Linked DNA regions of Homo sapiens: regions 1, 2, 3, 5, 6 and 7 are each linked to region 4. Evidence: chromatin loops called from intact Hi-C (ENCODE). Cell type or tissue: endothelial cell of umbilical vein. All regions are shown on one strand. Region 1 has its middle 5.3 kb from the start of LINC02080. Region 2 overlaps MGAT5B (alpha-1,6-mannosylglycoprotein 6-beta-N-acetylglucosaminyltransferase B). Region 3 has its middle 22 kb from the start of SNHG20. Region 4 holds the start of MGAT5B (alpha-1,6-mannosylglycoprotein 6-beta-N-acetylglucosaminyltransferase B). Region 5 has its middle 77 kb from the start of SNHG20. Region 6 has its middle 6.2 kb from the start of LACAT1. Region 7 has its middle 32 kb from the start of SNHG20.

Region 1 (4,000 bases), 74 kb before region 4:
TTGACTTAGGAACCATTTTGGCCTGTCCCATTATTTTGCAGAATGAAGCGCTTTGGGTTTGCTATACAGCTGGTTTTGGTTTTTTGCTTGTTTTTTTTTTTTCTTTTTTCTTTGTGTTCCCCCCCGCCCCGAGAGATCAACTCTTTCATTTTATCCCTTTCTGGATCAGAAACCATTGAAACCAGTGAAAGAAGAATAGCCCAGTGCAGGGCACTCACGTCTATTCAACACTGAATCCTTAATATGCTAGATGAGCCCAGCACATTTCATACAGTGCCATGGTGCCCTCCACGGCCTGACCTTCCAAAGCGAATTTTCTCTGCTAGAGACATCACTAATATATATTGAGTGCTTACCTACATACCAGGCACCCTTTTTTTTTTTTGAGACAGAGTCTCACTATATTGCCCAGGCAGGAGTGCAGTGGCACTATCTTGGCTCACTGCAACCTCTGCCTCTAGGGTTCAAGCAATTCTCCTGCCTCAGCCTCTTGAGTAGCTGGGATTACAGGTCTGCATCACCACATCCAGCTAATTTTTGTATTTTTAGTAGAGAGGGGGTTTCACTATGTTGTCCAGGCTGGTCTCGAGCTCCTGACTTCAAGTGATCCACCCATCTCAGCCTCCCAAAGTGTTAGGATTACAGGCATGAGCCACTGCACCCGGTGTAGGCGTTCTTTTATTTTTCTTTTCTTTCTTTTTTTTTTTTCCGGGCTCTCTTTAAAGCATGTTACAAGTAATTATCAACTAGAAACCATTATCCCCATTTTATAGATGAGAAAACCAAGGCACAGAGAGATCAAGTAACATATCCAAGATGGCAGAGCAGGTAAGTGCAGATAAGGACCCGCCTAAATTTGTCCATGTCCTGATTGCTGGAACCTGTGAATATGTTAGTTCCATGGTAACGGGGAATTGAGGTTGCAGGTGCAATTAAGGCTGCTAATCAGCTCACCTTGAGATGGGGAGATTATCTGGAATTAGCTGAATGGGCCCAATATAATGTCAGGTCCTTAAAGTGGAAGATTATCAGGGAACCTGCCCCCAATAGTCATGTAGGTTCTTTTCTATTTTCCCTAAGCATCCGCCGGGTTGAGAAATAAAGGGACAGAGTACAAAAGAGAGAAATTTTAAAGCTGGGCATCTGGGGGAGACATCACATGTCGGTAGGTTCCTTGATGTCCCACAAGCTGCAAAACCAGCAAGTTTTTATTAGTGATTTTCAAAGGGGAGGGAGTGTATGAATAGGGTGTGGGTCAAAGAGATCACATGCTTCACAAGGTAATAGAATATCACAAGGCAAATGGAGGCAGGGCGAGATCACAGGATGGGCGAAATTAAAATTGCTAATGAAGTTTCGGGCACGCATTGTCATTGATAACATCTTATCAGGAGACAGGGTTTGAGAGCAGACAACCAGTCTGATCAAAAATTTATTAGGCGGGAATTTCCTCGTCCTAATAAGCCTGGGAGCACTATGGGAGACTGGGGCTTATTTCATCCCTACAGTTTCGACCATAGAAGATGGCCACACCCAAGGGGGCCATTTTAGAGGCCTACCCTCAGGGCCGCATTCTCTTTCAGGGCTGTTCCTTGCTGAGAAAAATAATTCAGCAATATTTCTCCCATTTGCTTTTGAAAAAAGAGAAATATGGCTCTGTTCCGCCCGGCTCACCAGCGGTCAGAGTTTAAGGTTATCTGTCTTGTTCCCTGAACATTGCTGTTATCCTGTTCTTTTTTCAAGGTGCCCAGATTTCATATTGTTCAAACACACATGCTCTACAATTTGTGCAGTTAACGCAATCATCACGGGGTCCTGAGGCGACATACATCCTCCTCAGTTTACGAGATGACAGGATTGAGATTAAAGTAAAGACAGGCATAGGAAATCACAAGGGTATTGATTGGGGAAGTGATAAGTGTCCATGAAATCTTCACAATTTATGTTCAGAGATTGCAGTAAAGACAGGCATAAGAAATTATAAAAGTGTTAATTTGGGGATCTAATAAATGTCCATGAAATCTTCACAATCCGTGTTCTTCTGCCATGGCTTCAGCCGGTCCCTCCATTCGGGGTCCCTGACTTCCCACAACAGAAGATGGAGGCAGGAGGGTCAGGGTCAGAGTCAAAGTGATGCATTGGGACAAAGATTCAGTCTGCTGTTGCTGGCATTGAAGACAGTGGAAGGGACCACAAGCCATAGAATCTAGGTGGCCACTAGGAGGTGGAAGAGGCAAAGGAACAGTTTCTCCCCTAGAGCCTCCAGGAACAATGCAGCAGCCTTGCTGACACCTTACTTTTAGCCCCAGGAGACCCGTCTTGCACTTCTGACCTCCAGAAGTGTAAGATAATAAAATTGTGTTGCCTTTAAGCCACTCAATGTGATAATTTGCTATAGCAGCAGTAGCAAGCTAATACAAGGAGAGATGGATTTTTAAAAATCTCATCTGGGCTGGGTGTGGTGGCTCACACCTGTAATCCCAGCACTTTGGGAGGCTGAGGTGGGTGGATTACCTGAGGTCAGGAGTTCGAGACCAGCCTGGCCAACATGGTGAAACCCCGTCTCTACTAAAAAATTAGCCGGGCGTGGTGGAGCGCACCTGTAATCCCAGCCACTCAGAAGACTGAGGCAGGAGAATTGCTTGAACCCAGGAGGTGGAGGTTGCAGTGAGCCTAGATCACGCCACTGCACTCCAGCCTGGGTGAAAGAGCGAGACTCCGTCTCAAAGAAAAAAAAAAAATTAGCCAGGCGTGGTGGCAGGCACCTGTAATCCCAGCTATTTAGGAGGCTGAGGCAGGAGAATCACTTGAACCTGGTAAGCAGAGGTTGCAGTGAGCCAAGATCATGCCATTGCACTTCAACCTTGGCGACAGAGCAAAACTCTGTCTCAAAAAAAAAAAAAAAAAAAATCTGAAGAAGATGTACTCTTTTTTTTTTTTTTTTTTTTTTTTTTGTTTTGAGATGGAGTGTCACTCTGTCACTCAGGCTGGAGTGCAGTGGTGTGATCTGGGCTCACTGCAACTTCCACCTCCCAGGTTCAAGCGATTCTCCTGCCTCAGTCTCCCAAGTAGCTGGGATTACAGGTGCCCGTCACCATGCCCAGCTAATTTTTTTTGTATTTTTAGTAGAGACGGGGTTTCACCATCCTGGCCAGGCTGGTCTCGAGCTCCTGACCTCGTGATCCACCTGCCTCGGCCTTCAAAAGTGATGGGATTACAGGCATGAGCCACCACACCCAGCCGAAAATGTACTCTTAACCACAGTCAGTCCTCCATAACCATTTTGTATTGTAGGTTCAAACAACCATGGATCGAAAATATGGGGAAAAAAATTGTATCTGTACTGAACATGTGCAGACTTTTTTTCTTATGAGTCCCTAAACAATGGTGTATAACAACTATTTACATAGCATTTACATTGTATTAGGTATTGTAAGTAATCTAGAATTGTAGTAATTACGGGCTCATGCCTGTAATCCCAGCACTTTGGGAGGCTGAGGCGGGCGGATCACCCAAGGTCAGGAGTTCGAGACCAGCCTGGCCAACATGGCGAAAACCTGTTTCTACCAAAAAAAAAAAAAAAAAAAATTAGCCAGACGTGGTGGCGTGAGCCTGTAATCCCAACTACTTGGGAGGCTGAGTCAGGAGAATTGCTTGAACCTGGGAGATGGAGGTTGCAGTGAGCTGAGATTGCACCACTGTACTCCAGCCTGGGTGACAGAACGAGACTCCATCTCCCAAAAAAAAAAAATTATAAAGTATGCAGGAAGATGTGTGTAGGTTATATGCAAATACTATGCTATTTTATATCAAGGACTTGAGCATCTGCAGGTTTTGGTATCTGAGGGATGACTGGGATGACTACACATCTTTCATGATGTTGACAATCAGTGGAAGATGAGGGATGTTGTAATTTTGATTAAATTTCTCCATTCAGAAAATGGTGGTGCTTTCTAATTTCCTACCAGATCAGCTCACTGCAAGCTCCACCTCCCGGGTT
Region 2 (4,000 bases), 73 kb after region 4:
AATCTCCTGGGCTTAAGCGATCCTACCACCTCGGCCTCTCAAAGTGCTGGGATTACAGATGTGAGCCACTGCACCTGGCCCCAGGCCCTCTCTTGATCTCACCATAGCTTGTTTCCCAAGGCATCTTGGGGGTGTGTGTGTGTGTGTGTGTGTGTGTGTGTGTGTGTGTGTGTGTGTTGGGGGCAGTGGAGATGCTTGCATGCAGTGAATAACCTGAACAACCTCACAGAACAGCCCTGGATTCAGAATCATTTATTAAGTGCCTTTGAGGCCAGCCCTGTGCACTCCTAGCACAAGTTACTTAAAAAATAATAATTTTGGCCAGGTGCGGTGGCTCACACCTGTAATCCCAACACTTTGGGAGGCCGAGGTGGGCGGATCACGAGGTTAGGATATCGAGACCATCCTGGCCAACATGGTGAAACCCTGTCTCTACTAAAATACAAACAAACAAACAAACAAAAAATCAGCTGGGTGTGGTGGCGGGCGCCTGTAGTCCTGGCTACTCAGGAGGGTGAGACAGGGGAATTGCTTGAACCCGGGAGGCAGAGGTTGCAGTGAGATGAGATGGTGCCACCGCACTCCAGCCTGGTGACAGAGCAAGACTCCGTCTCAAAATTTTTTTTCAACTTTTATTTTAGGTTTAAGGGGTACATATGCAGGCTTGGTACCTGGGTATATTGCATAATGCTGAGGTTTGTGATATGAAGGATCTTGTCACCCAGGTAGTGAGGATAGTACCCAGTAGTTAATTCTTCCGTCTTTACCCCCTTCCTCCTCCCCACTCTGGGAGTCCCCAGGTGTCTGTTGTTGCCATCTTTATGCCCATAAGTACCCAATGTTCAGCTCCCACTTATAAGTGAGAATATGCGGTATTTGGTTTCTGTTCCAGCTTTAATTCACTTAGGATATTGGCCTCCTGCTGTATCCATATTGCTGAAAAGGACATGATTTTGTTTTTTTTTATGTCTGCGTAGTATCTTATGGTGTCTATGTACCATACTTTCTTTATCCAAGCCACCGTTAATGGGCACCTCCGTTGGTTCCATGTCTTTGCTGTTGTAAATAGCCTCACACAAGTTAGATGCTGAATAAATGTTTTTGGGATGAGTGAGTGAGGTTCCTGGAGGTCTCTTGCAGGTGCGGGCCTGCAGCTTTCTTGGCCTGAAACCCTTGTTCTTTTCTTCCTCCCTCCACAATCATAAATCATAGCCTGATAGAGCAAGAAGAGACCATTGATAATACCTAATTAGACCCCCTTATTTCACAAATGGGGAAACTGAGGCCCAGAGAGGGGAAGTGCTTGCCCGTGGCACAAGATGTTCTGGGCTGGCTTTTCCAGCCCTGTTATAGCTCACATAACAGGCTGAGCAAAAATAATCGCTCCAGGCCCAGCTGCCTCCTGTGAATATCCCGAAGCCTCACCTTGTCCCCGGCATCCTGGTGCTTACTGGGCTGTGGCGGCCCAGCCCTCCCTGATCACTGCGCCCCTTGACTCTGCAGCTCTTCATCGGGTTTGGCTTCCCCTACGAGGGCCCCGCCCCCCTGGAGGCCATCGCCAATGGTTGCATCTTCCTGCAGTCCCGCTTCAGCCCGCCCCACAGCTCCCTCAACCACGAGTTCTTCCGAGGCAAGCCCACCTCCAGAGAGGTGAGTGGAAAGCATCCTGGTCCCCGATCAGGAGGGGCCGGGACAGAGACCCCTGCAGGTCCTGGAAGAGGCAGACTGAGATGTGGGGCAAAAGGAGATAGGACAAGTGTATGGGGTACCTTTCTTTGTCCCTGTCCCACTGGCAGGCACGGGGGGCATCTGCAATCTCTGTACCCTTGCCAGGTGTTCTCCCAGCATCCCTACGCGGAGAACTTCATCGGCAAGCCCCACGTGTGGACAGTCGACTACAACAACTCAGAGGAGTTTGAAGCAGCCATCAAGGCCATTATGAGAACTCAGGTGAGAGCAGCCACATACAGTTGAGACCCCCCACTAGTCCACACTGCTGGTCTTCACTCTGATTAGAAAACGGTGCCCCCCTCTGGGTGAGTTCAGACTTGCAGGCCTGGGTTGGCAAAGGTGTCCATCCCTCCCCTGGTCAGACACAGCCCTGAGCCAGGGCATGTGGATTGGAGAATGGAATGGGGGATCCCATTCATCTACTCAGGTGTGATGTGTGGGGAATGCCTTTGTGCAGTGAGCAACCTGCACAACCTTACATGGCAGCCCTGGATCTCAAATTGTTTATGGAGCACTTTTGAGGGCCAGGTGCTAACTGAATGTTTTCACGATGGATGTGTGGAGGTTCTTGAAACTGCTGCAGGTGTGGCTTTGCAGCCTTTACACAGCACATTTCAAAATATAATGTGCATACAGAGCGTCTGTTAATGCGGGGCAACGCTTCGAGTAGCAAGGGGGCAGAACACCCTGGGTCTCCAGCGAACGTGGGTGCTGGTGTGTGTAGGTGCACATGTGTGGGCTGGGTGAGAGTGAGGAGGGGCTTGTGCCTGATGCTCATCTCCGCAGTGGACATGTTTGTGGCTTTTGATCGTGCCTTGTGCTTGGCTGGTTCCTTCATTCTGGGGAGGCTCAGACCTGGTGAACGAGAGAGCCTCCTCTCACTATGGTTCTCCTGGATCCCCTTCTTGCTATAGCTCAGATGATAGGCTGAGCAAAAATAATTGCTCCAGGCCGGGAATGGTGGCTCCCGCCTGTAATCCAGCACTTTGGGAGGCCGAGGCGGGCAGCTCACTTGAGGCCAGGAGTTTGAGAGCAGCCTGGCCAACATGGCAGGTTTCTCAAAGTTAGGGACTGTCTGAGATTGGATTCCTCCAGGAAGTAACATGAAAACAGGGATTTTAGCAGTAGCTTATTTGGGAGGCAACCCCAGGAAGCAGGCACGGAGGTGCCAGGTGAGGCAGGGTGTGTATCAGCAGGTGGCACCTGGAGCTCATCACCACGGGGGCCTCTGCAAGATGGGGTAGGTCACATCCCAGAGCTGTCCTGCCCGAGGAGAAAGAGGCTAGGGTAGGTATCCTCCTCTTCCCATCCATCTGTGGCTGAGGGTGGTGCCTGGGATGCCAGTTCCTGACACTTTTGGCCTGCACACAGATGGGCTCGGCAGGCCAGAGACAGCCTTGAGGTGGAGTCACCGGTGACGGAGGGTGGGGCGCTGATGGCCCTGCTGCAGGGAGAGGTTGTGTGACCTTGTAATGCTGGATCCTAGCAAAGCACCGGCCTAGACAGAGTGGGGAGGGATAAAAAGCTCCCTTGCTAGCTCTCAACGCAGTGTTGTCCCCTGTCCTGGGCTGGTGGCTTAAGTTCTGGCAAGGCCTTGTAGAGCAAAAGCAACTAGAGGCCAGGAGCAGGGGCTCACACCTGTAATCCCTGCACTTTGGGAGGCCGAAGCGGGCGGATCACTTGAGGCCAGGAGTTTGAGAGCAGCCTGGCCAACATGGTGAAACCCCATCTCTACTAAAAATACAAAAAGAAATTTAGACAGGCGTGGTGGCACACGACTGTGATCCACCAAGAGGCTGAGGCAGGAGAATCGCTTGAACCTGGGAGGTGGAGGTTACAGTGAGCCGAGATCATGCCACTGCACTCCAGCCTCGGTGACAGAGCGAGACTCCATCTCAAAAAAATTTTAAAAAGATAAATAGGAACTTGGCCCCTTGGCCACGCCCTAGGAAGAGGGCCAGGTATTTGACTGGTACCAGCTTATAGGCTTAAATGGGGCTAGAAGTACCAGTGCCAGGAAGGAGGCCTTAGGTAGGGACCTCAGTGCATAGGAAAGAAGAGTGAAGGGGGTTAACTGATTAATTTCACTGCTGGAAACTGACCAACCCCAGCCCCCTGCACGGGGAAGCTGGCAACAAGGCGTACAGGTAGGCAAGGGGGCTCCTGTCACCCCACAGTCTCCTCCAGCTTCTTCTCCCACTTCTCCACCCACCTCCCTCTGCTCTCCTCCCTCTCCCCTCCCCTTGCAAACCAATCCTCTAAGACTTCT
Region 3 (4,000 bases), 200 kb after region 4:
TGAGACAAGGTCTTGCTCTGTCCCCCAGGCTGGAGTGCAGGGGTGTGATCACAGTTCACTGTGGCCTCCCAGGCTCAAGCAATCTTCCTGCTTCAGCCTCCCATGTAGCTGGGACCACAGGCACGCGTCACCACACCCAGCTAATTTTTATATTTTTTGTAGAGATGGGGTCTCGCCATGTTGCACAGGTTGGTCACAAACTCCTGGGCTCAAGCAATCTGCCCTCCTCAGCCTCCCAAAGTGCTGAGATTATAGGCGTGAGCCACCACGCCCAGCCCATAATCTTTTTTTTTTTTTTTTCCAAGATGGAGTCTCGCTCTTGTCGCCCAGGCTGGAGTGCAATGGCACAATCTCAGCTCACTGCAACCTCTGCCTCCCGGGCTCAAGCGATTCTTCTGCCTCAGCCTCCAGAGTAGCTGAGATTACAGGTACCTGCCAGCACGCCTGGCTCATGTTTGTATTTTTAGTAGAGATGTGGTTTTGCCATGTTGGCCAGGCTGGTATTGAACTTCCGACCTCAAGTGATTTGCCTGCCTCGACGTCCTGAAGTGCTGGGATTACAGGTGTAAGCCATTGCGCCCAGCCCATAATCTTTCCTAAGGTTCCGAAAGATATTAATATTTGGGGAAAAGTGAAATGGGAGCTTGTGCAATTTTTGTATCCCTAAAGTTTCATTGCTTCCTCTAAACTCTTTCTCACGACAATTTTAGCTCCCCTTCTCTTGTCCTAAGGTTTGGCTTTTGCACAGCTGGAGGGCATTTCTTGTACAGGGTGGGCTAACCAGGCCCAGGTCCTGCTTCAGCCCTGACTCCAAGGCTCTGATTCGTGACATCATGCAAGTTTCTGAGCCTTTCTGAACTTGGTTTCTTCTTCATTTTGTTTGTTATCTCAAGGGTGGTTGTGAGAACTAAATTGGGCAATGCACGCAAAATGCTTGGCCCATCATTTGCGATTGATAAATGTTACTCATCATTATGGGTTTTTTTTTAAGAACTAAAAAGTCTTCACTAACCTTCCCCTTTGCCTTTTTATCGCTGTCAACATCAGGTACCAAGAGCCTGTGAAGCATCTTACAAGGTGGCTGCAATTTTGGCTCAGGGAAACTAGATGTGGCCAGACTTGCACATAAATGACAATGGATGCTTCTCCCAAAGTTTCCAAAAATCTGGATGAACTAACCCAGAAGGATCCTGTCTGAATAAAGAACACTGCTCCAAGTGACCAGGAGGCCTCGATCTCTTTCTGCACTTATGGAGAGGGAAGGCTGTGCAGAAAGCTGCCCGTGGAAGGGACACACAGGTCCCTAATCTGACCCATAAGCATCCCACCCACCCCAGGGACCCACTGCAACCTGCTGCTGTGGCTCCCCACACACCTCCCTGGGCCTCCTTGACCTGACAGGTGAGCACTGCCTGACCCAGCAGCCTCTGGCCAGGTAGCCCCTGTGGGGAAGAGCTGCAGTTCTGGACAGCTGCCTGCTTCAAAATGGAGAGCCCAGGTGGCCTCCCCAAGGGCACCTTCTTCCTCTTTCTAAGTCAGAGCCAGCTAAGATGAATTTCTCTTGTACATGGTGGGCAAACCAGACCCAGGGCCAGTTTTGGGCTCTGTGTCCAAGACACTGATTTGTGACATCAGGTAAGCCTCTGAACATTTCTGAACTTGGTTTCTTCTTCACGTGAAAGCTCCTGGGCTTTCAAACCTCCATCCTCCCTGAATAGTGACTTTTGCCCCTGCCTTGTCCCTCACAGACACAGCTGGCTGCGGCGTCCTCCCTTTCCCCTCCCAAGGGGGCCGCCCTGCCTCTGCCCACCATGGGCATGTGGCCATTGCCGCTGGTTTAGACTTGGTCCAGCCTCAGTCTTGACTGCCATCTAGTGGCTCCCAGACTCCTGCTGGGATTCAAGTTCTCTGGTGAGAACTAAACTGATTTTTGTATCTTGCCCAAATTCCTAAGGGGTCTGGGAGTCATGACCTATAAATCAAAAATTCTCATCAGATGGGTTTTATTTAACCCTATATATTGTGATTTACTTTCCAACCTGACTCTGGCATAACATTACGAGACAAGGAAGAAAATCAAAATACTTTACCCCAAAACATGTTTCTTTGCCATATCTTGAAATGGCCCTGCAAAGCTGTCCTTTGTGGGGGAAAATTTGCATCTGTAAAGAATCTCTATTAACATAGCTAGCTCTTTTTCTTCCAGGCCCTCCCAATCCGAAACAGATTAACTAAAGCATCTTTTAGGTCCGGCGGGCATGATGGCTCACACCTGTAATCCCAGCACTTTGGGAGACCGAGGCAGGCAGAGCCCTTGAGGTCAGGAGTTCAAGACAAGGCTGGCCAACATGGTGAAACCCCGTCTCTACTAAAAATACAAAAATTAGCTGGACGTGGTGGTGCACGCCTGTAATCCCAGCTACTCAGGAGGCTGAGGCAGGAGAATCGCTTGAACCTGGGAGGTGGAGTTTGCAGTGAGCTGAGATCGCGTCACTGCACTCCAGCCTGGGCAACAGAGACTCCGTCTCAAAAAAACAAAACAAAAAAACCAAACACTATTTGTTAGATTTAGGGCCCACCTTTAGCATGACCTCGTTGTGAACCCAGAAGTACCTGAGAGACATCTCAATCAATTTGGAAAGTTTATTTTGCCAAGGTTAAGGACGCACCCGTGACACAGCCTCAGGGGGTCCTGACAGCATGTGCCCAAGGTGGCTGGGGCACAGCTTGGTTTTACACATTTTAGGAAGACATGAGACATCAATCAATATGTGTAAGATGTATGTTGATTCGATCTGGAAAGGTGGGACAACTTGAAGCAAGGGGCTTCCTGATTATAGGCAGATAAGAGAGAAACAGTTGCATTCTTTTAGCCTCTGATTAGCCACCTGATTACTGCATACACCATTTACCTGTGAGAGTAGTGTAACGGAATGGTCACTTATACCAGCGTCCAGCCTGGCTCAGTGAAACGATGGCGGCAAGGAAGCAGATATGCGTTTGCCTCAGGTGAGCAGAGGGTGACTTTGAGTTCTGTTTGTCCTTTGTCTACCGAATTTTCGTGTGGGAAAATTGTGAGAGAGGTGTGTAGCTTTTTTTTTTTTTTTTTTTTTTTTAAATCTTTGCAGTTCCCAGCCTTTGGCTTAGTGATTTCAGGGTCCCAAGATGTATTTGCCTTTTACATCATCTTTTTCTTTCTTTCTTTCTTTCTTTTTTTTTTTTTTTGAAACAAAGTCTCACTCTGTTGCCCAGGCTGGAGTGTAGTGGTATGATCTCAGCTCACTGCAACCTCCGCCTCCCAGGTTCAAGCGATTCTCCTGCTTCAGCCTCCTGAGTAGCTGGGATTACAGGCTTGCGCCACCACATCCAGCTAATTTTTTATATTTTTGGTAGAGATGGGGTTTTACCATGTGGCCAGGCTAGTCTGGAACTCCTGACCTCAAGTGATCTGACCACCTTGGCCTCCCAAAGTGCTGGGATTACAGGCGTGAGCCACTGTGCCCAGCCTACATCATCTTCATTACAGCTGCAAAGACCCTTTTACCAAGTAAGTCACATTTACAGGTACCAGCGATTAGGACTTGAACATATCTTTTGGAGGATACTGTTCAGCCCAAATCAGCCCTAAAAGACAGACCACTCAAGCCCCTCAGCTGAGTGGCACCTCCTCTTGGGCAGTGGATACGGGAGAAGATGCTCTCACACTGGCCTCTGAGGGACCAGTGTCCAGACAATTATTCTGAGTGTGAAAGAATGTTCTAGAAAGCCAGGCTGTCTTGGGTAAAGTGGTTAGCCTTAAATATGTAAAGGAAATGTTTACCAGATTAGCTCCAGAGCCCCTGGGAAGACAACAGCCAGGCAGTCAGGGATGTGCTGGCCAGGGGAAGATGTTGGATTCATCCAGGGCATTGGGGATAGCCAGAGCAGGGCCCCACAGTCTGGAGGATCTGGTGCTGAATGAGCAGTACCAGAGGGAAGGCTGCTGTCCCCTCCCCAGTCT
Region 4 (4,000 bases):
CCAGGGTGTTGATCCTTTGTCCAGGGTCCTTTCTTCTTGCCCTTTTGTGTTCTAGCATATTCCCACAGCCATTAAAAAAAAGTCCTCAGGCAGAGAGTTGAAGGTGTTCTCAGTCATCTGCCTCTTAGCTTGCAGAGGTGACTGCAGTGGGAACCAGGACTGGGCACAAACAGCATCTGTTCCTGACGGACAGTAACAACCATCAGAACCACCATGCTTGAAAGGCTCAGGAGGTCCTGGCAACGGGCTACTTACCTGCATTAAGCGGCTCAATCCTCAGAACAGCTCTATGAAGCAGGTTATAAGGAGCCCCACTTATAGTTGAGGAAACTGAGGCATGAAGAGGTTATACCCAAGACTGCATGATGTGGGATTCACAGTTTTTCTCCTAATGCCTACAGCACAGTGGAGAGCAAGCAGGACTGTTTACACTGAACTTTACTGCAGACAAGAGGCCAAAAAAAGGGGACAGACTTCAAAAGGGACAGGCAGCTGGACAATCTGGCTTGCAAAATGCCACTGGCTGGCCCAGCATAGTGGCTCATGCCTGTAATACCAGCACTTTGGGAGGCCGAGGCAAGCGGATCACTTGAGGTCAGGAGTTTGAGAGCAGCCTGGCCAACATGGCGAAACCTGTCTCTACTAAAAATACAAAAATTTTGCATTTTTATAGGCATTTATTACAGGTATCGTGGCACGTGCCTGTAATCCCAGCTACTCAAGAGGCTGAGGCAGAAGAATCTCTTGAACCCAAAAGGCGGAGTTTGCAGTGAGCCGAGATTGCGCCACTGTACTCCAGCCTGGGAAACAGAGCGAGACTCCATCTCAAAAAAAAAAAAAAAAAAAAAAAAAAGTCACTGGCTGTCCTCTGCTTGCTTCCCTCCCTGGCCCAAGCCAGCCGTCAAATGGCAGAGAGGCTTTCCCGCTCCAACTTCAAAGTCCAGATCTAAGGGTGTGTGGCCCAGGGGAAGAGGGGAGTACCTTCCCCTACCTTCTAAATTCTGGCTTCTGTGGAGGGTAGGCCACCTCCCCAGATGACCCACACCAGAGGTGGCCATGCCTTCTAGGGAACCCCATCTCCACCACTGAGGAAGAGGCTTCCCCTTTGGCCTAAAATGGCAACCAGATATAAATGCCACCCCCTAAGCCTACTCAATCAGAAGAACCCCCAATCAGAAGAGAGACACCTAATCAGAAGGACCATTTCATTCCTTAGTGTAGATATGGCTTATTGCCAGGATTTGTGGCAGATGTAGGCACCCAGGCATGAGATGTGATTTACAGGCCTGGCAGAGACCTCTGCCCTCCAACATCTCCTTAGCCAGCCTGCCACGATGCCCAAATTTCCGGCCACCATTCATCACTCTTCTGCACAAAGGCACGGTCAGCATGTCCTTGTTCAATGCAAATTTGTTACCTAGCCTGTGTAACACATTATATCTGCTAACACCAATTTATCACCCATTTTCACATTAGCAGAGAGCAAGGCAGTGAGATAATGGAACTCAGCACCGGTAAATTTTGATGAAGAAGGAGCAGCAAAGCAGAGAGCGTGAGTCATGGCCAGTGAGTAATGGCCCAGGAAGGGGGCCGGGAGGTGGGCAGGGCAGGCAGCAAGGGGCCTGGGTATGGGGGATTGGAGGGGACCAGGCCCAGCTGGAGGAAAATAAAGTCTCCTCCTCGCATAAGCCAGGCTGCAGCATCGTGGCCTGAGCTGGGAAGACCCTCAGAGTCATTTGACACATGACTGAGGCTTTGGGCACTTCCCAGGGTGGGGTGGTCAGATATGACCTCGGGAAGTGCTTTTGAAGCCGGAGAGCTTTCTTCAGGCTGGCTCTGCGAGCTCCCAGGAGTCTCTGTCTCTGCAACTGCAAACACATCTCCAGAGCCAGGAAGTACGAGGAGGGGGAGGGGAGGACGCCTAGATGCTAAGAGACGACATGAGATCCTACATGCTTTAGGGTTGCAAGGGACCTTGGTGAGCTTCTGGTCACTATCATTTCATAATGGAGACTCTGAGACGTGCACACTTGATCGCCCACTGGCTAGTGGAGGATCTGGGGCTACAACTCAGTACGCCCCTGCGCCTGGCTCTGTGAGCGGGCCCCAGCACCACAGGCCGAGTTTATACTCAGATCAGTAAGCAAAGAGGAGCCACGGGAGTTTCTGACCAGGGAGGGGCAGAAGATAGGCATGTGTTGCCAAGCGAAATCGTGGGAAGCGGCTGATGAGGAAGCCCACGGAGGCACCTGGCAGAAGAGAAGGGTCTCCGCTGGGTGCGCATCTCTTCTGTGCTCTGCGGGAGCCAAAGCAGCTTTCGGCCCTCGGGGCTGGTGGCGCCCTGGGAAGCTGCTTGGCTCAGGGGAAGGAGCAGGGACCCCCGCCCGCCCGTCCTCGAAGCTGGTCCTCGGCGTCCCAGCCCCGCACGGCCCCGGGCAGGGCGCACAGCGGGGCTGCGGCCACGAGGTGGCGCCGGCGCGCCTTGGAAGCGCAGCTGCAGCTCCCGGGCCGCCCCAGCGCCGCTCGGCCGCCTCCTCCGAGGAACAATGCGGCGCCTCCGGGCGTAGCGTCGCGCGGGGCCGGACGCCGGACACCAGAGCGCGGGCGGCGGAGCCAGCGGGCGAGAGAGCGCGCGGCGGGCGCGGGTTGCCCTCGTCGAGAGCCATGGGCGCGGCGCGGCGCGGGGCTGAGGATCGGCGCGGCCCGGAGGCGCTGGGGACCGGGGCGCGGGCCCGGGGCCGCCTTTAGCCGGCACCGAGGGCGCGGGGCCGGGGATGAGGGCGCCCGCCGCGGGGAGCCCGTCTGCGCGCCGCGGCACCTTCCCGCCCAGCGAGCGAGCCCGAGCAGGCAGACGCGCGGCCGGCGGTCTGGGGGCGCGCCGCCTCCCGGTCCCCAAAATGTGAAGCGGGGAGGGCGGAGACGCAGAGACGGCCCGGCCGGGCGCCCTCGCCGCCCTCCGGCAGCCGCGCCGCTCCCTCCGCTGCACGCCCAGGCCTGAGCAGCGAGGCCACCGGGCCGCGCGCTCCCAGCTTCGCTCGGACGCGGCTTCGGCCCGCAGAGGGTTCGTGGCCCGGACGCGGCGAGAGCTGGGCCCAGGACGGTGCGTCCGGCCTCGCCCGCGGCTGCTCGCACCAACAAGTTTGAACAATGATCACCGTCAACCCCGATGGGAAGATAATGGTCAGAAGATGCCTGGTCACCCTGAGACCCTTTCGGTAAAGTTCCCTCCTGGTTGGTTTTTTCCCCAGGGGGGCGCCGGGTGGAGGTGGGCGAGGTCGGTTCCTGCGAACGTTCAAGTCCTGGTGGCAGAGGGGGCGGTTCACACTTCAACCCCTGGTGATGACCAGTGGGGCTGGGCTGGGGGAACGGATGGCGTTGGGGTTCGGGGTGCGGATGGGGAGGGTTGTGTTATTCGGGGACCTGTCCCGAGTTGGGCAGGGTTGGAGAGGACTCGGGGTGCAGAGGTAAGAATGGGGGCAGAAAACCCCCAGGTCGTGGTCCTGGGCCCAGAAAGTTGCCCCAGCCTGCGCGCCCCTTCCCAGCCCCTCAGGGTCCTTCCTCACCCCGCGGACGGTCCCATCCGGGTGGCAAAGTTAGTGTGCGGCGCCTTGGAGCTCCCCCTCCGGTCCCTCCCGTCCCGCCCGTCTGCCCCTAGGTCGGCTACCCCCCAACCCCTCCGCCTGTGCCACCCTCTCCCCAGCCTTTGGTGGCACTGCTCTCCTCCCCGCGGGGCTCGGGCCTGGCTCCGACGAGAGGGTCCCGAGATTAGAGCGAGGACTCGCTCATCCCAGGATTCGCCCCCGATCGCAGGCGTCGGAGAGGCGGGGGCAGGGGCGGCGCTGCAGGGCTACGGGGCGGCTGGAGCCGAGGCTGCGGCGGAGCGTGGTGGGCGGGCGGTGGCGAAGGCGACACGCTTCGGGCGGCCAACACCTGGGGGCCCAGGCCAGGCAGGGCTGGGGCCGCGCGGGACTCACTGGACCCAGCCAGGGGCCCCCAGGGC
Region 5 (4,000 bases), 140 kb after region 4:
CCTGATGGCTCACACCTGTAATCCCTGCACTTTGGGAAGCCAAGGCAGGAGGATTGTCTGAGATCAGGAGTTTGAGACCAGCTTGGGCAACATAGCAAGACCTTGTCCCTACAAAAAAAAAAAAAAAATTAGTCTGACATGGTGGTGTGTGTCTGTAGTCTCAGCTATTCAGGAGGCTGAGGTAGGAGGATCACTTGAGCCCAGGGGTTTGGGGCTGCAGTGAGCTATGATTATACCACTATACTCCAGCCTTGGTGACAGAGTGAGACCCTGACTCAATAAATAAATACATACATAAATAAACAAACATAACAAAAGGGGAATTGGCGCACCAATAACTGAATATTTTTTCTTTCCACATGTGACAAGGCAGACATGCCTTTGAAATGTGTTTAAAATGACATGAGAAGAAAAAGAAGGAATCAAAATCATAAAGAAAAAACATTTTGAAAATAGAGTAAGCAGACCTGGAAACTAATCAAATAGATCTAGATGTAAAAAATATTTTCATTGAAATTATAAATTAAATTTCTGAGATAAATAGCAGAGAAGAGCACATCGAAGAGAGAATTACAGAAATAGAAGATAAATAAAAGGAAATCATCTAAAATGTAGCACAGAGATATAAAGAGATGAAAAGTATGAAAATATGAAAGCACAATAAGGAAATGTGGAAGACAGAATGAGTAGGTTGAGCATGTGTTTTATAGATTTAGAAGAGATTAAAGACAACGTGAGGTGGGGAGAGGCAAATTCAAAATGCAAAATGACAGGATTTTTCCATAACTGAAGGAACAAGTCATCAAAGTATCACATTATCCAAACAGGGTAAATAAAAAGTAAATACACATCTGGATACACTGTGGAGAAACTAGAGAACATCAAAGACATAGAGATCTTAGAAGAAACCAGCTGGGTGTGGTGGTTCACGCCTGTAATCGCAGCACTTTGGGAGGCTGAGGCTGGCAGATCACCTGAGGTCAGGAGTTCAAGACCAGCCTGGCCAACATAGTGAAACACTGTCTCTACTAAAAATACAAAAATTAGCCGGGTGTGGTGGCGTGTGCCTGTAATCCCAGCTACTCGGGAGGCTGAAGCAGGAGAATCGCTTGAACGTGGGAGGCGGAGGTTGCAGTGAGCTGAGATCACACCACTGCACTCTAGCCTGGGCGAGAAGGCAAGACTCCATCTCAAAAATAAACAAATGAAAAAACAAAACAAAACAAACAAACAAAAAAAGAAACCAAAGAGATAAAACTACTTGCCTAAAAAGAAATAACACTTTGATTAATAGAATTCTCAGCATTGTCCATGGATGCCAGAAGACAAGCCTTTAATATCTTCAAAGCACTGAAGAAGTGTATCTGTTAACCTAGAATTATATGCCCAGCTAAACTATCATCCAAAAGGGAGGGCTAAAATGGAGACATTTTCAGACAAAGGCAGAGAATTTACCATTCATGGATCCTCACTGAATGAACTATTAAGAAGTTTGCTTCCCTTGGAGTGGAAATTAAATCCAGGAGAATTTAAATGATAGTTAACCTAACAAGCATTGCTATAAATAATACTAATATTAATAATGATCATGACAATTAGCCCAGAAGATTAAAAACAAAGTGAAATTGGCCGGGTATGGTGGCTTATGCCTGTAATCCAAGCACTTTGGGAGGCTGAGGCAGGAGGATCACTTGAACTCAGGAGTTTGAAACCAGCCTAGGCAACATAGTGAGGGTTCATCTCTACAAAAAGAAAAAAGAAGAAAAGAAAAAGAAAAAAGACTATAGACCCTCAAAGTCTAAAATATTTACTAACTGGCCCTTTACAGCAAGTTTGCAGACTACTAGTTCAGAATAAAGTTCCTGGGCAGTCCGTACCACATGGGGGCAGTATAGCCTCATTACAACATCAAGATTCAGGGGACGAATAAAATGTGATAATTGACTACAAAACTGGAAGAAAAAAAGTAAAAATAAAATATTAGCCAATAATGGGCAAATCACTTGAGTCCAGGAGTTCAAGACCAGCCTGGGCAACATGGCAAGGTCTTGTCTCTATTAAACATATTAAAATTAGCCATGTGTGGTGGCACATGCCTGTAATCTCAGCTACTTGGGGGACTGAGGTGGGAAGATCACTGGAGCCTGGGAAGTTGAGGATGCAGTGAGCCGAGATCGCACCACTGGACTCCAGCTTGGGTGACAAAGTGAAACTCTGTCTTGAAAAAAAAGAAAAGAAAAAAAGCTAGCCAATAATAACGTGCAAGATGGGAGGACAAAATTAGAGAAAAGACTGATAGGTAAGTTAACAGAAGTAAGTCCAAATATATGAGTAATTACAATAATAGTAAATGTATTAAACTTGCCTATTAATTGACTGAGACTCCTAGAATGAAAAAAAAATCCATCTATCCAAAAGTTTTTTTGTTTTTTGTTTTTTTTTGAAACAGAGTCTCATTTTGTCACCCAGGCTCAAGTGCAATGGTGCGATCTTGGCTCGCTGCAACCTCTGCCTCCTGGGTTCAAGCAATTCTCCTGCCTCAGCTTCCCGAGGAGCTGGGACTACAGGAGCGTGTCACCATGCCCGGCTAATTTTCGTATTTTTAGTAGAGACAGGGTTTCACCATGTTGGCCAGGCTTGTCTTGAACTCCTGACCTCGTGATCCACCTGCCTTGGCCTCCCAGAGTGCTGGGATTACGGGTATGAGCCACCACACCTGGCCATCAAAAGTTTAAAGATACAACTAAACCCGAACAACACAGAAAGATTAAAAATAAAAGTTGAAAGAAATATGTATACAACAGAAAGCTGGTATAGCAATATTAATACCAGACAAATGAGTCATTAAGATAAAAAGCAAGTTGCTAGTCAATTATAAAATAAATAATTCTTCAAGAACTGTACTAATCCTGAGCCTCTGCGCATCTAACCATTTGGTCTCAACTATAGAAACAAAACTGAAGGAGAAACCACCTTGCAATTATAGTGGAAAATTTTAACATCTTTGTTACAAAACTGTAGCTTAAATTAGTAGGAATATAGAAGATTTAAACCACACAACTAACAAGCTTGATTTAGACATACATAGAAACTAAATATTCTTTTTTTTTTTTTCTTTAAGCAGGGCCTTGCTCTGTCACCCAGGGTGGAATGCAGTGGCTCAATCATGGCTTACTGCAGCCTCGACCTCCTGGACTCGAGCAATTCTCCCCACTCAGCCTCCTGAGTAGCTGGAACCATAGGCATGTGCTACCACACCCGGCTGTTTTATTTTATTTTATAGAGACAAAGTTTTGCTATGTTGCCCAGGCTGGTCTCAAACTCCTGGGCTCAAGCAGTCCTCCAGCCTCGGCCTCCCAGTGTTGAGATTATAGGCATGAACTGCTGCACCCTTCGGAACTAAATATTCTTTTCAAACACACGCCTGACACTGAAAACAATTAGATATTAGGCTACAAAAGAAATTTCAATAAACACCAGAGAACTGATATACAGACTGCCTCTTCTGATGCTAAATAATAAAATGAGAAATCTCAAATACTTGGAAGCTAAAAAGCATACTTCTAAATAATCCAAAAGATAAATCATAATACAAGTATCAAACATTTAGAAGTAAATGGCAGTGAAAGAATGGCGTACCCTCGCGTGGGATACAGCTAAAGGCGATAAGAATAATGAGGCTGGACACAGTTGCTTTGGGAGGCCAAGGCAGGAGGATCACTTGAGGCCAGGAGTTTCAGACAAGCCTGGGCAACACAGCGAGACCCTGTCTCCATTTTTTAGAAATTGCGAAAAAGAATAATTTAAAACACTCATTACAGGCCGGGCGTGGTGGCTCGCTCCTGTAATCCCAGCACTTTGGAAGGCTGAAGCAGGCAGATCACCTGAGGTCAGGAGTTTGAGATGAGTCTGGCCAACATGGTGAAACCCCATCTCTACTAAAAATACAAAAATTAGCTGGGCGTGGTGGCGGGTGCCTGCAATCCCAGCTACTCAGGAG
Region 6 (4,000 bases), 380 kb after region 4:
GTGCACACATGTGTATGTGTATATGTGTGCATGTATGTGTCCACGTGTATGTGCATGTATGTGTACATATGTGTGTATGGATGTGTGCATATGAGCATGTGTCTGTGTCTGTATGCCCATGTGTATGTGCATGTATGTGTACATGTGTGTATGAATGTGTGCATATGAGCATGCGTATGTGTGTGTGCGTGTTTACGTGTATGTGTGCATATGAGCATGTGTATGTCTATGCAAGTGCGTATGTGTCCACGTGTGTATGTGTACATATGTGTATATGTGTGCATGAGCATGTCTGTGCATGTCTATATACATGTATATGAACGTGTGCATATAAGCAGGTGTATGTGTGTGCATGTGTGTTTATATGTGTATGTGTGCATATGAGCATTGTATATGTATGTGTGTGCATGTGTGTTTATATGTGCATATGAATGTGTGCATTGAGCGTGTATGTGCGTGTGTCTGTGCATGTGTTTATGTGTATATGAATGTGTGCATATGAGCGTGTGTGTATGTGTTTATATGTGTATATGTGTGCATATGAGCATTGTATATGTATGTGTGTGCATGTATGTGTGCATGTGTTTATATGTGCATATGAATGTGTGCATTGAGCGTGTGTGTATGTGCGTGTATGTGCATGTGTGTTTATATGTGTATATGAATGTGTGCATATGAGCGTGTGTTTGCATGTATGTCTATGCATGTGTGTTCATATATGTGTGTATGAATGTGTGCATATGAGCATGTGAATGTGTGTCCCTATGCACATGTGTATATGTTTGTATGTGTGTTTGTGGCATGTGGCTCTGGGGACACAGGGCTATAGGTGGTCCCATGACTCTTCTCCATCTCATCCCCGTGACAGCTGCCCCTACCAAGTCCTGTGCTCCCTCTTACCTCTTCCCTGGGATGACAGTGGTCACTTTCCCCATGTTTTGGATGGGGCCTGCTTGTCCCCAACGTCCTTTAGCACGAAGGGGACAGGTGTCCTATTCCTGTGAATGGCCGGTTACCTTCCAGGTGCGTTAGAGTGGCTCCTCTAACCAGCCCTGCAGGGATCTTATTAGATCTTATTAGAGTGGCTCCTCTAACCACCCCTGCAGGGGGGAAGTGAGGAGCCGCAGGGCTGTGGAGGGGTCCAGGTGTCACGGCCAGGACTTGTACCCGAGCCCGACACGGGCGGACCCAGGTGTGCGGGGATCCAGCCCAGGTGTGCCGGTGGCGGCCGCCCCCACGGAACCACCTGGCCCGCTCGGGGACCCAGGTGTGCTGAGAAGGGGGTACTGGCGTTGGCCCGGCGTGAAAGGTCACCCTGCACCCCCGCACCCAGGTGAGGCGGGCGCGGGATCCCGGTTGCCACAGGCATCGGAGCGGCCGGGAGCGGGGGCAGGGGGAGGCAATGAGAACTCCCGGGGAGGGGGCTCGCAGGGGCCGCATCGGACGCCTGGGCCGGCGGGGCAGAGGGAGGCGCCCTGCTCTCCGGTCCCTCCCTTTGCCTCCCTCCCGCCCCGGGCGCCGCCTGCGGGAGCCGACTCGTTCCAGGGGAGGCAGCGCCACCTGCTGGAGTGTGCGCGTCTGCGCACCGGGCCGGGTTCCGCAGGTCCTGGGGCTGCGCCCGAGACCCCCGACCGAGTCTTCGGCGCCTCCAGCGCTTCCCCGGCGTCTTGGGCTGCGAGGGGCCCTTTCCGCAGGGCGATGTTTTAGCAGTTCTGGGAGGAAGGGCCCACTGCCGTTGCCCTCTGAGGACCGAGGCCGAGAGCCTGGAGGGCGTGGAGAAGGGTCTGACCGCCGGCTCTGGTCCTCGGGCTCTTGGCGACAGCGACCTCCCTCCTCCTCCGGGCGATGGTGACGGGCGCTCTCAGAGTGGCGGCCACACTAGGCGCAGGGCCGTCTTCCAAGTGTGTGGTCCTCTCAGACCTATGGAGTTGGTGCTGTTCTGGCTCCCTCTTAAAGAGCGGGAAACTGAGACACAGAGAAGTCCCACCGCCGGGGGTCGGGGTGGGGAGGGCCTGGGATTGGAACCCAGGCATGCTGGCTTGTGTCACCTGTGGTTCTCTCTGCCTGAAGATTTTTTCACCTGCCTAACTCATGAGCTGCTACTTACCCTTTGGGTAGCATTAGATGTCGCCTCCTCCAGGAAGCCCTCCCTCCCCCTCCATGTGAGGGTGGGCGCTCCTGCTATATGTGGGCCTACCGGCCCTCTGCGGGCTGGATCATCACAGTCTGTTCACTTGTCTGCCTCCTACCCCTTGACGTGGGCTCCCAAGGATCATTTGTGTCTGTCTTGTTCACCTGCCCTTTGTAGTGAACCAAACCTTTAAGTGCACATTTTAAAATTGATTTCCAAGGGGGCTGAGAGCTATGGAGGAAGAGCCAGGTCAGAGAGTCATCAGAAGCCCATATTTTACAGGATGTGGCTGGGGGCCCCTCTGGGGTGCCCCTCCAAGGAAGATGCTGAGCTGGACCTGGAGCACCGTGGAGGCAGGACCATGTCTGCCATGCTCAGAGATGGGTGCCAGGGGCGCTGGCTTGTCACTCAAGACTCCCCACTCCATCTGCCCTCCCCCACTCTCCCACTAACCAGGGGGGACCCACCTGCACCTCTGGTCACCACTCATGCTCCCTGGTGCTGGGCACCCCAGGGACAGGAAGAGGGCTGGGTGTTCCTGGCTCCTGCACTGCTTCCCAGGCCTGATCCCCATCTTTCTGCACCTGCCTCCCACCCATCAGCTTCCGCTAGACTGGAAGCCTCCAGAGGGCAGGTGCTGCCCCTCTTTCCCTTGTGCCTGGATTCCGTTGGCATCTAATCACAGACGAGGGACTGTGTCCCCTTCTCCACCTCCGTGGAAACTGTGTCTCACTCTCTATTCCAGGCCGAGCTGTCCATCCTCTGCTGGAAGCCTTGTGCCATCAGCCCTCACCTCCCCCTTCAAGCCTAGACATTCTCTCTCCTGGCGTAAATATGTTAACTCAAGGTTCTTTGCTCTAAAACCAAGGAGTTGTCTCCTCTCCCAGGTCCACCTCCTCTCTCTCGTGAACTCCCTGCCCCTCCACCTCATCCCTCCTCCATGACCTCCCCCTACTCACCATCTGCCCCTTCTGCCAACCCAGCGAGCTGCAGCTCTCCCTGGCATGTCACTCTCTAAACCTTCTGTCCCTTGGTTACGAGTGCAGTTCTCGCCTGGATTTCTTCCCGGCTCTTTGACTTCTCCCCAACCCTTCTTTTTCTGTTTTCCCCTTAAATGTGGACATCCCCACGTCCAGGACCTGGTCTCTGGCCCTTCTCCTCTGATTCATCTCAGTGGCGTTTCTCCCAAATCCCCGATTGCAGCCACAGCCACATGTCAATTAGGTCACCTCCATGTCCCGGCTAAGACGTGCCTCCTGGCCCCTGATGCGCCATCTCCCAGATGGAAATGCCATCATTGTATTTTTGCTCTGTCCCCACCAAAGGCAACACAAAGCATCTCCATCTGTTCCTTCATGTTCCCTACTCAGTGAATGACCGCTTATTTACCCACTGGCCCAGGCTCAGCTTGGATGTCCCCGGGCCGTCGTTTCCAGATCTCATCTTCAAATCCTGGCGATCTTCGCCCAGGAGCTGTGGACTCCTCTTCTCTGCCTGCCGCCCCTGCCCTGTCCAGCGTCCACCTCTCCCAAATGGCCCACTGGGTCCCTCCCTCCTGGCCCCCCTGCATCTAGGAGCAGCCCTCCTCCAACAGTTGGAAGGGTCTTCCCAAAACACAGATGAGACCTTGTCATCTTGAAACTCTTCATTGGCTCTGAATTGTCTTAGGATCAAGCCCAAACTCCTTCAGAGTCTGGGAAGGGGCCCCTCGTTCTGGGTCTGGCTCTGTCTCCCAGGGTCTCCCCCGCCTTGCCTGCTCTGTCTGGCCACACTGACAGTGCCCTGATGGGCCATGTCCTCTTCCCCTCAGCGCCTTTGCGTGTCCCAGCTTTCTGAGCCCAGACAGCCCTCTCCCCATTTTGGGGGGCC
Region 7 (4,000 bases), 190 kb after region 4:
GGAGTCAGGCTTGCATTTGATGCCCTGGTTACCTTTGCAGCATCTGGGACAGAGTGGTGTGGAGATAGGGAGGGGGTTTTGCCCTGGGCCTGCCCAGGTGTTACTTCACTTCCCCAGCACTCATCTGTCATGCCCCTCGAATCCACATCCGACTAGGAGGCCCTCCTCTCTGGCCACCTTTCCTTTCTACCAACAACCCCCTAGTTCTTTTTCTCTCTCTCTGCCTTCGCTTCCTCCACTCTCTCCCTGCCCTAGGATCCCAGCTCCATCCTGGAGTCAGAACCTGCAGGGGCTTCGTTCCTGCAGAGCATGCTGGGGCTTCCTTCCCGCAGGATGTGCAGGGGAAATCGTGATCTGTCAAATCCACGTTCACCCTCTCCCGATGGACTAGGAGAGGAATGGTGCGATTCCTTCCAGAAGGCCTTCCCCACGTGAGATAGGGAGAAAGAGAGAAGATAGGGCAAATTTTGTGAGGGAAAAAAGTACAAACCACTGGGATAGATGACAGCCATGTTCAGAGGCTGGGGAGACTGAGAGAGGAGAAGGAGGACTCTGGGGTAGGTGGTGTGTGTGAACACACAGACAGAGCCTGGGAGAGGGGCAGTGCTAGGGACTCTCAGGGGCTGGAGAGCAGAGGGGACGCGGCTGGGAAACTCCCAGGGAAGCAGGTGAGTGGGAGCTCTGGATGGACGCAGAGGAGACTGTCCTCCAAGCCGGGCCACCCACAGCACCCAGGGTGGAAACAGACAACTCGCAGCTCTCTTTCCAAGGTCGAGAGGTCACAGAGCAGAGCCAGGCCAGGGCCATAGCTCTGCAGGCCAGCAGGAGGAGCGGGGCAGCCTCCCTCTCCACCACCTCCCCCGTGGCCGCCTGGATTGCCCTCGGCTGTGCCAGAATCTCCAGCACACTCAGCCTGGCCCAGCCCAGGCCTCTCAGGGACTGGCCTCCCTGCCTTTGCCCAGCCTCCTGAAAAGCACAGCTGGCCCCACTCAGGAGCAGTTAGCCTGAGGGCCCTTCCTGTCAGCCGGTAGATCACTGGCTGGCTGCCTCAGTCACCACTTGGTGGAGGTGACTGCAGGTAAGCAGGCGCCTGGGAGTCTGGCTCGTGCCACCATCTGCATTTTTTTGTGAATCCTGGAGTATCTTGTCACATTATCTCTAACCAGTAGAGAGGCATGTGTGCACACGTGTGCATGCGTCTGTATGCTCTCATCTATGTGTATTTGAGTGTGTGTGTCTACATGCACCTGTGTGCATGTGTGTGTACCTGTGTGTGCATCTGTGTGCTTTGTGTGTGTGGGTATGTGTGTACATGTGTGCCTATGCATGTCTGTGTCTGCGTGTGTGTTTATGTGTATGTGTGCACACATGCATCCATGTATGTGTGTCTATGCACGTGTGCACATGTGTCTGTGCTTCTGTCTGCCAGTGCACATGTATATGTCTGTGCATCTGTGTGTGTGCACGTGTCTGTGTGTGCAAGTATACACATGGCTCTCTGCGTGTGTCTGTCTCCCTGCGTGTCTGTGTGTGTGCGTGCATGTGTGCTCACAAGCTCTGGGCGTGGGCCCTAGTGTCTGAGAGCAGGGATGAGATTGTTTTGCCTCAGAAAGCCCAGGGCAGAAACATTTCCCCCGCACGATCAAGGCCTTCCGTGGCTGCTCAGAACACACCGCGTTCCCGGCCGCACACGCAGTCACACGGGCTGGTGCACACTCACACTCAGGCCCGAGCCCTCCCGTCACACTCTTTGGTCTCCCGCAGGAAGCCCCCGGAGCCCCAGCCCACAGGCCTCCATTCCCAGCGGGTACCCCGGGCCCCACGCTTTCCTGTGAACCCTACAAGCGCAGCCTGCCCGCCCCTCGCTGGCTGCCTTCAGGGAGCCCCCGGAAAGCCGGGCCGGGGAGCTGGCAGGGACACCCCAGGTCTCTGCGTCCTGCCTTCCCGCGCCCTCAGCAGCCCAAGCCGGGGCTCCAGCAGGGAGAGCAAATGTTGTCTGCAGAAGGCGCCAGGCCTCCCCAGCTCCCCCAAGGCCTATTGCGAGCCCAGGCACAGGAAAATTGTTCCAAGCGCGCTCCTCATCCTTGTCTTCAGCCCTGTTGGCACTACCCGGTGTCAGGGATGCCTCCCTGCCCTCGCTATGAGAACATCATTTTCCTTCTTTTTCAGGCCCACGAAGGAGCTCCTCGCGGTGCCGGGAGCGCCCCCTCGTGGCGAAGCCGCGCAGGCACAGTGTCTGGGACACCTGGGGTCCAGGTGCCTTCCCAACACCTGAAAGGCGGGATGGGAGGCGGGGGCAGATGTTCACCCGCTTCTGTCCCTACTGATCTTCCTCCCCCCGGAGTCCCGGGTGTTGAGGGAAGAAACCTGCACTTGGATGCTTTTCACCGAGCTGAGCCCTTGGATACCTGGAAACACAATACCTCCCTGGGACTAATGCCATCCTCAGGGCTCACTCTGGATCCGGCTATACCTGTTGCAGCAGCAATTCTCTGGGAACACTTCAGAGCCCTCTTTACAGATTGTTTAGATTGGGTGGGGATAAGCTGGGCATGGTGGCTCACGCCTGTAATCCCAGCACTTTGGGAGCCTGAAGCAGGAGGATTACTTAAACCCAGGAGTTTGAGACCAGCCTGGGCAACATAATGAGACCCCATCTCTACCAAAAAAAAAAAAAAATAGCTGGACTTGGTGGCATGTACCTGTAGTCCCAGCTACTCAGGAGGCAGAGGCGGGAGGTCGAGGCTGCAAGGAGCCAGGGTTGTGCCACTGCACTCCAGCTTGGGTGATAGCGCAAGACCCTGTCTCAAAAATCAAAATAAAAGCTGGGGGCCAGGTGCGGTGGCTCACTCCTGTAATCCCAGCACTTTGGCAGGCTGAGGCGGGCGGATCACGAGGTGAGGAGATAGAGACCATCCTGGCCAACACGGTGAAACCCCATCTCTACTACAAATACAAAAAATTAGCCGGGCGTGGTGGCAGGCGCCTGTAGTCCCAGCTACTCGGGAGGCTGAGGCAGGAGAATGGTGTGAACCCGGGAGATGGAGCTTGCAGTGAGCCGAGATCGCGCCAATGCACTCCAGCCTGGGCGACAGAGCGAGACTCCATCTCAAAAAAAAAAAAAAAAAAAAAAAAAAATGGTGGGCGCGGTGGCTCACGCCTGTAATCCCAGCACTCTTGGAGGCCGAGATGGGCAGATCACCTGAGGTTAGGAGTTTGAGACCAGCCTGGCCAACATGGCAAAACTCTGTCTCTACTAAAAATACAAAAATTAGCTGGGTGTGGTGGCCCATGTCTATAATCTCAGCTACTTGGGAGGCTGAGGCAGGAGAATCGCTTGAACCCAGGAGGCAGAGGTTGCAGTGAGCCAAGATCATGCCACTGGACTCCAGCCTGGGCGACAGAGCAAGACTCCATGTTTAAAATAAATAAATTTTTAAAAATAAAAATAAAAAGATTGGGTGAGGATCTTGTGTGGTGGTGGGCGGTTGGGGGGGCGGGGGGGCAGTTCTCACCCCATCCAGAGCAGGCACCAGGGACAGAAAGTGTGACCCTACAATTTGTGGAACCAGCTCCTGTCAAACTCTCTTTGTCCTCTCAGAGGCAGAGGAAGGACAGAAAGAAAGAAGATCATTTGTCTTTAAAATTTTTCCAATGATAAACAGAAATCATTATAGTGAGAGCCAACGTCTGTATAGCATGTCCCATGTGGCAAGCCCTGTTCTAAATCTTTCAGACACATTAACTTATTGAATCCTCCCAACATTTTCAATGTGGAAAACTGGTAAAACACAAAATTACAAGGAAGGAAAATAAAACCCACAGTTCTATCATGCATTCCCTGCCAGTTCTTCATCTATGCATATGGATTTTTTAACAAAATAGTGATGGTGCCGCACAGTACACTTCTGCGTTCTGCCTTTTCTCATGGCCCAAGGTCATTTGTCTTGGGAAATACTCTTAATGGCTGCTTTGTATTCTGTCTTCGGAATGTACTGTC

What was found. Hi-C counts contacts between places; a loop is a spot of excess contacts. Peaks named below come from ENCODE experiments on the same cell type or tissue, not always from the same donor. Only the 100,000 strongest peaks of a DNase experiment are listed, where the experiment ranks them.
Region 1: a loop joins it to region 4, with 3 times the contacts of the local background. A loop is called at or near these places in 2 of 110 quality-filtered maps.
Region 2: it touches region 4 in a loop (14-fold over the local background); 6 of 110 quality-filtered maps call a loop at or near these places.
Region 3: a loop joins it to region 4, with 11 times the contacts of the local background. A loop is called at or near these places in 107 of 110 quality-filtered maps.
Region 5: a loop joins it to region 4, with 10 times the contacts of the local background. A loop is called at or near these places in 7 of 110 quality-filtered maps.
Region 6: it touches region 4 in a loop (5-fold over the local background); 57 of 110 quality-filtered maps call a loop at or near these places.
Region 7: a loop joins it to region 4, with 17 times the contacts of the local background. A loop is called at or near these places in 107 of 110 quality-filtered maps.

What each region holds. Positions count from the first base shown.
Region 1 is chr17:76,791,752-76,795,751 of GRCh38, forward strand. It overlaps a transcript of MFSD11 not described here. Among named protein-coding and RNA genes, the nearest start is that of LINC02080, 5.3 kb to the right of the region's middle. In endothelial cell of umbilical vein, a CTCF peak has its summit at 2,221 (motif pointing right); no DNase peak of the experiment used is centred here.
Region 2 is chr17:76,938,899-76,942,898 of GRCh38, forward strand. It overlaps MGAT5B (alpha-1,6-mannosylglycoprotein 6-beta-N-acetylglucosaminyltransferase B), which reads left to right. Exons shown (of 18, transcript NM_001199172.2): 14 at 1,504-1,650; 15 at 1,834-1,950. Among named protein-coding and RNA genes, the nearest start is that of MGAT5B, 72 kb to the left of the region's middle. RefSeq lists an enhancer at 1,634-2,192. In endothelial cell of umbilical vein, CTCF peaks have their summits at 2,010 (motif pointing left) and 2,223; no DNase peak of the experiment used is centred here.
Region 3 is chr17:77,065,105-77,069,104 of GRCh38, forward strand. No RefSeq gene overlaps it. Among named protein-coding and RNA genes, the nearest start is that of SNHG20, 22 kb to the right of the region's middle. RefSeq lists a silencer at 1,683-1,977. In endothelial cell of umbilical vein, a CTCF peak has its summit at 1,868 (motif pointing left); a DNase peak (open chromatin) is centred at 1,857; H3K27me3 peaks cover 254 bases.
Region 4 is chr17:76,865,883-76,869,882 of GRCh38, forward strand. MGAT5B (alpha-1,6-mannosylglycoprotein 6-beta-N-acetylglucosaminyltransferase B) reads left to right here and starts at 2,522. Exons shown (of 18, transcript NM_001199172.2): 1 at 2,522-3,215. The coding sequence starts at 3,148. RefSeq lists an enhancer at 1,725-2,019 and a silencer at 2,357-2,666. In endothelial cell of umbilical vein, a CTCF peak has its summit at 2,451 (motif pointing right); a DNase peak (open chromatin) is centred at 2,509; H3K27ac peaks cover 298 bases.
Region 5 is chr17:77,009,491-77,013,490 of GRCh38, forward strand. No RefSeq gene overlaps it. Among named protein-coding and RNA genes, the nearest start is that of SNHG20, 77 kb to the right of the region's middle. In endothelial cell of umbilical vein, a CTCF peak has its summit at 1,895 (motif pointing right); a DNase peak (open chromatin) is centred at 1,871.
Region 6 is chr17:77,245,639-77,249,638 of GRCh38, forward strand. No RefSeq gene overlaps it. Among named protein-coding and RNA genes, the nearest start is that of LACAT1, 6.2 kb to the right of the region's middle. RefSeq lists a silencer at 1,476-1,651 and an enhancer at 1,537-2,387. In endothelial cell of umbilical vein, a CTCF peak has its summit at 1,595 (motif pointing left); a DNase peak (open chromatin) is centred at 1,543; H3K4me3 peaks cover 895 bases.
Region 7 is chr17:77,054,230-77,058,229 of GRCh38, forward strand. No RefSeq gene overlaps it. Among named protein-coding and RNA genes, the nearest start is that of SNHG20, 32 kb to the right of the region's middle. RefSeq lists a silencer at 2,098-2,311. In endothelial cell of umbilical vein, a CTCF peak has its summit at 2,230 (motif pointing left); no DNase peak of the experiment used is centred here.